Regions from separate parts of the Homo sapiens genome. Here region 2 is linked to region 1. The links are chromatin loops, found by intact Hi-C in ENCODE. Cell type or tissue: CD14-positive monocyte. All regions are shown on one strand. Each heading gives the region's core, and the rest is flanking DNA. Links, peaks and the distances in the headings are about the cores only.

What was found. A loop is a pair of places that touch in the nucleus more often than their neighbours do. Peaks named below come from ENCODE experiments on the same cell type or tissue, not always from the same donor. Only the 100,000 strongest peaks of a DNase experiment are listed, where the experiment ranks them.
Region 2: a loop joins it to region 1, with 6 times the contacts of the local background. A loop is called at or near these places in 1 of 110 quality-filtered maps.

The regions. Positions count from the first base shown.
Region 1 is chr7:139,747,117-139,751,509 of GRCh38, forward strand. All of the region lies in intron 1 of HIPK2 (homeodomain interacting protein kinase 2), which reads right to left. Among named protein-coding and RNA genes, the nearest start is that of HIPK2, 29 kb to the right of the region's middle. In CD14-positive monocyte, for the core only: no CTCF peak of the experiment used is centred there; DNase peaks (open chromatin) are centred at 1,515 and 2,035; H3K27ac peaks cover 1,540 bases.
Region 2 is chr7:139,797,410-139,801,802 of GRCh38, forward strand. It overlaps a transcript of TBXAS1 not described here. Among named protein-coding and RNA genes, the nearest start is that of HIPK2, 22 kb to the left of the region's middle. In CD14-positive monocyte, for the core only: no CTCF peak of the experiment used is centred there; a DNase peak (open chromatin) is centred at 2,402.

The sequences.
Region 1 (4,393 bases), core at 145-4,144:
CCAGTTGGGGTTCCATCTCAGATTCTGAGATGTCCCATGTGACTACTCTCCAAACGGCATCCTCTGGTCACACTCCCTGCAGCAGCCATCAATTCAGGGGCTGGAGGCAGGGTGGCAACTGTGAAGAACGCAGAGGTGGCTGAGCCTCAGTAGCTTTTGACAGGCATCTGCAATCAATAAGTCTAGTATGACAGACTCAGGGGAAACCCTCCTAGCTTCGGAGAAGGTGGTCTGCATCTGGACGTTCCCACCTTCCTAGCGTTGGGACTAGCGGCCCCTCTGGGTACATCAAGGGCCGGCACTTGAAACCTGCAAAGAAACATCTCGGTCTGCCCATATCCAGAGACCCAGCTTCCTGGCTTTTCTTCAAGTATCTTAATCTACCCCATCTCTATCGAGCACTAAACCAGTCGAAGATACTTTGGGATCAGAGAAGGAACGGCAGACAAAGCCTCACATTAAGCATCTCTTTAGTAAAGCATCCAGAAAATTCTGCCTGTGTTACTTCACTTTTACTCCCACCTAGGCCCCTGTGGCTGAGGACAAGACCACACACAAGGGCACTAGCCAAGCCAGGGTGACCCATCAGCCCCAGCCCTCCTGTGGCCTCCACTGGATATCCAGGCACCCCCGGTTTTTCCCTTGGGTCCCATCCCACCACTATTCTGGTGATCTGGAGCCATACTGACCAACACATAGAATTAGCTAGCGGGCACAAGTGGCTATTTAAATTTAAATTAATTAAAATAAAACATTGAGTTCCTCGGCCCCACTGGCCACATTTCAAGTGCTTACTGGTCACGTGGCAAGTAGCTACTGTGGGAGAGAGGGTGGACCGAGAGAGACATCAGTACGGAAAGCTCTATCAGGCAGAGCTGTTCTAGATGGTGACATTTAAACTTGCAGGTGGCCAATTTTTTTTTTTAACTGTCACTTTGTGGTCTTGAAGAAAATATTTTTCCAACCTGAAAGGACAAAATTGCTTTCTCTAAAAAACTCAGTGAGGGAAAAGGTCACCTCCACGCAATGACCTTCACAGAACACCCGTGTTCTTCGGAAGCTGGTCTGCCCATCTGAGCCGCTTCTCTGCTTTCTATGACACTTTTGGAACCCTCAGCCCTACATCCAGACTCCCACGCTCCGATGGAAACTTTAACCAAAGCATAGGAGGGGCTCTAGCTTTTCTTCTGGAATTTGTAAGTCACTGTTTTTCCATGGGCCCTACGTTACTTTATTTGGCCTAGTATAACACAGCACCACAAGCTGGGGGGCATAATCAACACAATTTATTATCTCACAGTTCTGGAGGCCAGAAGTTCAAGATCACGGTGTCGACAGGGCCGGCTCCCTCCGAGGCTGTGAGGGACGGTGTGTTCCATGCCTCTCTCCTAGTTTCCGGTGGGCGCTGGCAATCTTTGCTGTTCCTTGGCTTCTATGCCTATTAACCCAGTCTCTGCTTTCGTGCTCATGAGCCATGGTCCCTGTGGGCGTGTCTGTGTCTGAATTTCCCCTTCCTATGAGGACACTAGTCATACTAGACTAGGGGCCCACCCTACTTTAGTGGGACCTCATCTTAACTAGCCACATCTGCAATGACCCTATTTCCAAATAAGGTCACATGCTGAAGTACTGGGGGTTAGGACTTCAACATGTGAGTGGGGAGGGGGACACAAAATTCATCCCCTGACAGGCCCTCAAAGCCTCAAAGAAAAAGCACTCCTCCTGGCCCACCATCTGCCTTCCATTTTTCTATTAATATGAAAAGATTTGTAAGAAATTACTGGCTACTCAGCTTTGTGGGAGCAGCTGGTGACCCCAGGCAGAAGCTAACACCACATGAGGCTATTTCCATGATACACCAAGTCATTCAAGCCCACTATCCTCGATTTAACAAGGTCCAAGAACAAAAACCTGACCTTGAATACAGTGTGAAGGAAAAACTGTCACAATTGTCATGGTCACAAGTAGAGTGCTGGGGAGTTCCTCCAAGTTCATCAAACCGCCTTCTTTTACAGGGATGTTCTCTGGGTGATGTGGCAAAAACAAATGAAGAAAGTCCCTCCTGACCCAGACTCCTTAACATACTGCTGGACGGTCACTGTCATCATACAAATCACTGCCAAGCTCATCAGACGTGATTGTCATGAACAGAAAGCTATCCACCAGCACAGTGGACCCAGAAAGGTGCTGTGGTTCATGGCCCACATCACGTGTCTGGGTTATAAGACACAGGTGAATTACCTATGAATTCAGGCAGCATGGAACAGAAAAAACCAATAAGCTTTAGTGCTAGAAAACCTGGCTTGAATCCTAGCTTTGACACTTAATAGATAAAAGATCTTGCACAAGTGAATTTGTCTCTCTATGCCTCAGTTTACCCTGCTGGAAAATGCAGAGCCTGAGATCTACTTCACATCAGGCTAAGAAAGCTCTCTGGATGGCCATCACTGTGTTAACTAGCATTTACTGGGCGTGGATGACGTGTTCACGGCAGCTCCCAACAGGTCTGAGGTAAGACGCCGCTATTATCCTCGTTTGCTGGGAGAAGACTCGGGCTTAGAGCCTCTGATTACACAGCTGCACTCTAACCATTTCCTAATACTGCCTCTCAAAGGAGGTCAGCAGGTGAAATAGTGGCAGGCTCTATAAATGCTTGTTCCCTGCACCCTCCTCTGGTATCCGCCACGCCGCACAACAGTTCATACTGTCCTGGCACTGTCCACTCCCAACATCTTCACAAGGACAGAAGATCATCAAAAGTGGTTTAGAGGAAATAACACCTCTGCCAGGACACAGTCATTCCCTCATTTGATATTTCCCCTAACTCTCTTCCCTAACCTCTTCCCACATAACATTCCTGACAGCTGGGAGAACATCGCTGACCGCTCTCCAACCTCCCGTCCAGACCTGCCTCTGTCTATCTGCTCCTTCTCACCCTCTGTTCATCCCCTGGAGACATTAATACAGAAACCAACTGTCTGGCTTCTGACCTCCATACTCTTTTAAAATTGCAGTATAAAGATGACGGTGTCCCTGGGTAAATGGTGGTGTCTTGGTTATGGCCTCATGGTTTTAGCAGTTAGGCTTTGTCCCTTGGAGTGGTTAAATAAAGACAGACATTAGCACAGTTTTCCACCCAATTATCCTATTTACAAAAATAGAACTCTCCTCTGTGAGCATTTTAAATAGAGGCCTTAATTTCCACAGATGTCAACCTTACCAGGTCGATTCCTAAAGCCTCAATTGATGAGCTAGAATACAGCATGGTGGGCAATGGAATCTACCCTCAAATGATCTCTTCCTATATATATAGTATTTTGGATGTATACATCTATTCATAAATATACAGATATATTTACACACATAGGCACACACATGCGTGAACACGCCAGTTAAAAAAAAGTAATAGTCTTGAAGGTTGTCTGATAGGCACGTAGACTGGCAGTTCTGCTGAGTGTTTTGGGTCTTTGTGTTGCATCAAACCAGTAGAAGGATAAGAAGAAGTACTCAGACCTGTTATTTTGGCCTTCCAGGGAATAACATTTGCTGAGTTGCATTTTCATGTTAGGCCTTGAGCTTCCAATGAGGACTGCTGTGAGAAGAGCTGTAAGAACCCAGTTTTTCATCTGTTGTGGGGATGCCAAACACCCTGTTCATGATACCTCTCAGTGCTTCCTAGATAAAAGTCCACATGCAAAATTTAGTTGAAAAGAACTAAAAAAATCTTTGCTCCTCTTGAGGACCTGGTGCACCTTCCTTCTCTGACAGCAAGAATGACCGCAGCGACCACATTTGCCTTTTCTCTTTGATGTTATGAAGCTCAGCTAAGTAGCAATGTAAGGGACTTATTGTCTGCATATCTGTAATTCTTTTTCTTCCTAACTTTGAACTTCTATATTTATTTGTATTTATCCTGATCCTGTCCTAAATTCTTTTATGTATCATATGGTTTATTGCAGTATACGTATTTATACTATAAAATCAATCAAAAGTTGTAAAACAAGGTGAATTACAAATAATCAAATAGAACTTAATTAAAATAATTACCATAGTAAACACAGCCAAATTTAGAGAATAGTATAGTTAAAAAACACTACAATCAGAGTGAAACATTTAAAAAAAAATGAACATGTTGAAGCAGACACTGTAAGTTGCCTTCCTAATAGCCATTCCCTCTTTCTCTTCTGGAGAGACAGGATTTAGTTTAGATGTCACTCTCCCCACCACCACCTCCAACCACCTTCCACCTCCCCTTTGTGTGACTCAAGAACCAATCCTGGCTAGTCTAAGCTAATTGTTTGCTGTGCCTGGGAGTGAATGATCTGGGCTAGGCATGTTACCCAGTTATAGCCTATAAGAAGGGGAGAGAGAACAGCTGGGACCTTTGGGGAAG
Region 2 (4,393 bases), core at 131-4,130, 50 kb after region 1:
GTGTTAGCCATTGGCCCTGCATTGATCCTCACATAGTAACATCTTGTTTGGTTATTAAAGTGACTGAATTGTTGGAATGAAGCATTGCAAAGTCTTGTTATTCCATCCATCTTCACAAAGACTATAAACTAACTTCACCATGTAGTGACTCAGCTGGTTGGCTAGAAAGTACCTTGTAAGATGGCCTATTCTGCCAACATTTCCTATCCCAAACAAATCTCCCAACTCTCACCAACTCTTTACATTCCTGTGTAGTCTTTAGGGTGAGGGGCTGGGAGTGGGATGGAGGAAAAGGTAGACGAATGAAGTAAAGGGTCAGTGCACAGGCAGTAAGTACTGCTGACCACTGTAATGTCCACTCACAGCTGAGATACAGTGTTCAAACTTCCCTCAAAAAAGCCACACTGCCCTCAGAGTGACTCCTTGGACCCCAGCCATGGATCTGGCCACAGCATTCATTTGATTCCATGCATTACCTCCTTGAATAATTATAAAAATTATGTTTTCCAAATAGAACAAAGAGATGCTTCCTGAAATTCTTCTCCTTGGAACACTCATGATATGCATTCAAAGTGCTTAGCCTGGGGGTCGCCATTGTGTACACACAATAAATCTTAGTGTATCAAGAATTCAGGCAGTCATGAAGCTCAAATGACAAGAATTTTTATTTTTATTTTTTTTAACAGACAGAAGTCAGGGAGGGCAGTCATTGCTTAGACAATGAGATTCAAGCAAGTGCTGTTCTAAATCTCTGAGCTCTGTAGGGGAGAAGATGGATGAAGCAGGCAGCTTGAAGAGGGAGACACGCCAGCCAGAAGGAAAAGAAAGAAGCCGGTGAAGCAGGAAGAGAAGAAAACACGAAAGGGTAGGAAGATGAGAAATGGATGCCAAGGAGAGGGAGAAAGAGATTGTCAGCAAGGGAGGCGAACCGAGGAGAAAACAGGGAGATTCCCGCATGGGTGGAGCCAAGTTTCCACTGTGCTGTGAGCAGAGGAAGCCAGGTGTATTGTTCCTGAAACTACGTTATTAACTGCCTAACATATGGCTCACAAGGTACACGTGGAAGCGAGAGCAGGAAACAAAATGCAAGTCAGCTGGGCTAACGCTGAAAAATAGTGATCTGTGTCAGTTTTGAGAAGTGTGAGAATAGAAACCTTCTATGCAGGAGATCAGCATCTTTGTCTGTTTCCTACACCGAGGCTCAAAGAGAACATTTGCTCCCAAACCATGGTAGTTCTGTTTCAGATAAAGTTGTCTCATACCAACCATAATTCATGTTCCTGATCGTGACCCTGAAGCACAAGAACCCAAGGAAGCTTCGGAATTTTCAAAGAAAAATGAATTACGTAGAGTGGTGTGACCAGCAAATGCAGTTTGAATTTTAAGTGTGTATTCTAATTTTTTAGAAGATTCTGATTCCGTGTGTGAAAGATTGAATTACCCTCCATTTTCTAGGATGTGGCCCATTTGCCAGCCAGTCTGGACCTCAGATCTTAGTTCTGGTTCTGTAACTTCAGTTGCCTGCCAGACATTTCCATCTGGGAGCCCTGTCCTCACTCTGAAACATTCTCAGAACCAGCCTCCTTCTCCACCTGCCGTCAGACATTAGCACCATTCCTCTCCCATTGTCACCTTTGATTGTCTCTTCTTTACTTCCATACACTGCTTTTTTTTTTTTTTTTTTCCGACAGTCTCACTCTGCCACCCAGAGTATAGTGGTGCAATCCCTGGTCACTGCAGCTTCCACTTCCTGGGCTCAAGCAGTCCTCTCACCTTAGCCTCCCGAGAAGCTGACACCACAGGTGCACGCCATCAAGCCCAGCTAATTTTTTTTTTTTTTGAGACAGTCTCACTTTGTTGCCCAGGCTGGAGTGTAGTGGCACAATCTCGGCTCACTGCAAACTCTGCTTCCCGGGTTCAAGCAATTCTCCTGCCTCAGCCTCCCCCAAGTAGCTGGGACTATAGGCGCACGCTGCCATGCTGGCTAATTTTTTGTATTCTAGTAGAGATGGGGTTTCAGCGTGTTGCCCAGGTTGGTCTTGAACTTCTGAGCTCAGGCAATCTGCCTGCCTCGGCCTCCCAAGTGCTAGGACTACACCATGCCTGGCCTAATTTTTAAATTTTTTTGTAGAGATGGGTTTTTGTCATGTTGCTCAGGCTAGTCTTGAACTTCTGAGCTCAAAAGATACACCCCCCTTTGGCTTCCCAAAGTGCTGGAATTACAGGCATGAGCCACCACGCCCAGCCCAATATGCTGCCAAATTTTTCTTCAAATGATTTCCTAGTTCCTTCCTTGCCATTCTTGCTGCCCTGAATTAAGCCCAGGTCCTCATTTATTGGCTTCCCACTTGACTCCTTCTATTTTAGCCAGCACACATGTTGTAGAACAACTTCCTTAATGTGGCTTTCACTTGGCTTCTGACTCAGAGTGTATGAGGTCTCCTAATTTCCTAGGGCAGTAGGCCTGGCCCTACCCCACAAGCCTCATTACCGTTTTATCTGCCCATATCCCATCACCCTCTATCCACATCTTGTTATCCAGTGGAGAGTTTCCACTTCTAGGTTCCAAGCCAGAAATGTGTGGATCATTCTGTCTTCCCTCACTTCCTTAAACAACCCGTCGGCAAGTCCCACAGACTGGATCTCCAGAGTTTCCCTGTAGCTCTTTTCTCCATGCTCACCACCCTAGTTTAGGGCAATGCCACCCTTTATTGAGACTCTGGAAGAACCTCCTGACAGTTCCTGCTCCCCTCTGGCCCCGTCAATCCATTTTCTACACAGTGGCCCAGAATGTTTAAAAATGCAAATCAGGTTGTATCATGCCTCCAGTGGCTTCTCATTGCACCTAGGGTAAAATCCAAGATCCTTATAGTAGCTTCCAAGGTCCTGCATGGCTTATCCTCTCCCTCCCTCCTCGAAGACCTCAATGCACCTGACTGAACTGATCTCAGCACGTTTCCACCTCTGGCCAGGCTCTCTACCTAATGACCCTCCTCCCTGCTTTTTGATCCATTCCACCTCTCATCTCCTAGGTCTTGGCTTAAATATCTTCAGAGAAGCCCTTCTGGACTTCCTTCAGTAGTGTCATTCCCACTTCCCGCCACTATTCTTATTACCTGTTTATTTCCTTCATACCTTTTTATCATTTGCAATGATTGTGTTTGTTTCCTCATCTTTTTTCTGCCTCCCCCAGACCTGAAGCTCCGAAAGACCCCGGAGTGTTTGTCTTGTTAACCATCGTTTCTCCAGCTGTCCACGCAATGGTCAATATGTTAGCTATTATAATTACTATTTTAATATTACTGTTTCTTGATGATTTCAGACTCTTTGGATAGAATATTCTCCCTTCTATCTGAGAGTGTTTGTGACCTTCTCATATTTCCTCATGTCCTCTGGAATCCTGACCTAAATTTTTAGTCTTTTCCTATCAGTTATCAATTGCTTACTTGTTGTTTTCATGTTTAAAAACTCATTCAACTCCATCCAAACTTTCTTCTTCTTCTTACAAAATAGTTTATAGCTAACTATATTTCCTTACTCTCATTTGTTCCTTCCCTGTATTCAGTGTCTCCCCATCAATATCTTTTATTACTCCAGAATAATTTCAGAAACAGTTTGAGACAGTTTTAAAAATAATGCCGCTGGCATTTTACTAGGGATGACATTAACCTTATCAGTTAGTTTGAGGGAAATCAGTATCTTTGCAATATCAAAACTCTTCCTAATCAAGGACAGACCACATTTTTCCATTTATGTGTTTTTAAATAAAATAATGTTTTCTTTGTATTGGCTTTTTAACATTATTGTTAAATTCCCCTTCAACATTTAACTGTTTCACTACAATATGTCTAAATCTAGGTCTGTTTTTTATTAATTTGGGCTAACATATGATGAGCTTTGATCTACAAATGCAGGTCTTGCTTCAACTTAAAAATATTTTCTTTTCTAATATCTTTAAATAGCTCTTCTGTTCTTTTTTTCTCTCTCCTTCAAAACTAGATTTCTATCACCTGTCTTTCTATGTCTAGACCTTGTTTCTGATAGTTTTGATCTCTTTGTCCTTTTTTTTTCTTTTTTGTGAGGCAGGTTCTTGCTCTGTCACCCAGGCTGGTGTGCAGTGGCACAACTCAGCTCACTGCAACCTCTGCCTCCCAGGCTCAAACAATCCTTCTACCTCAGCCTCCCAAGTAGCTGGGACCACAGGCACTTGCTACCATGCCCAGCTAATCTTTGTCCTTTTCTTTTGCATTACAGAATACAGTCCTATGCTTAGCTTTCTTTTCACTGATTGAATTATCTTCCATTGCCAGTTGTAACCACTGTGGTTGCTAAGTTTATTTACAATTCTTCCATGTCATTATTATTATTATTTGATACAGAGTCTCCTTTTGTC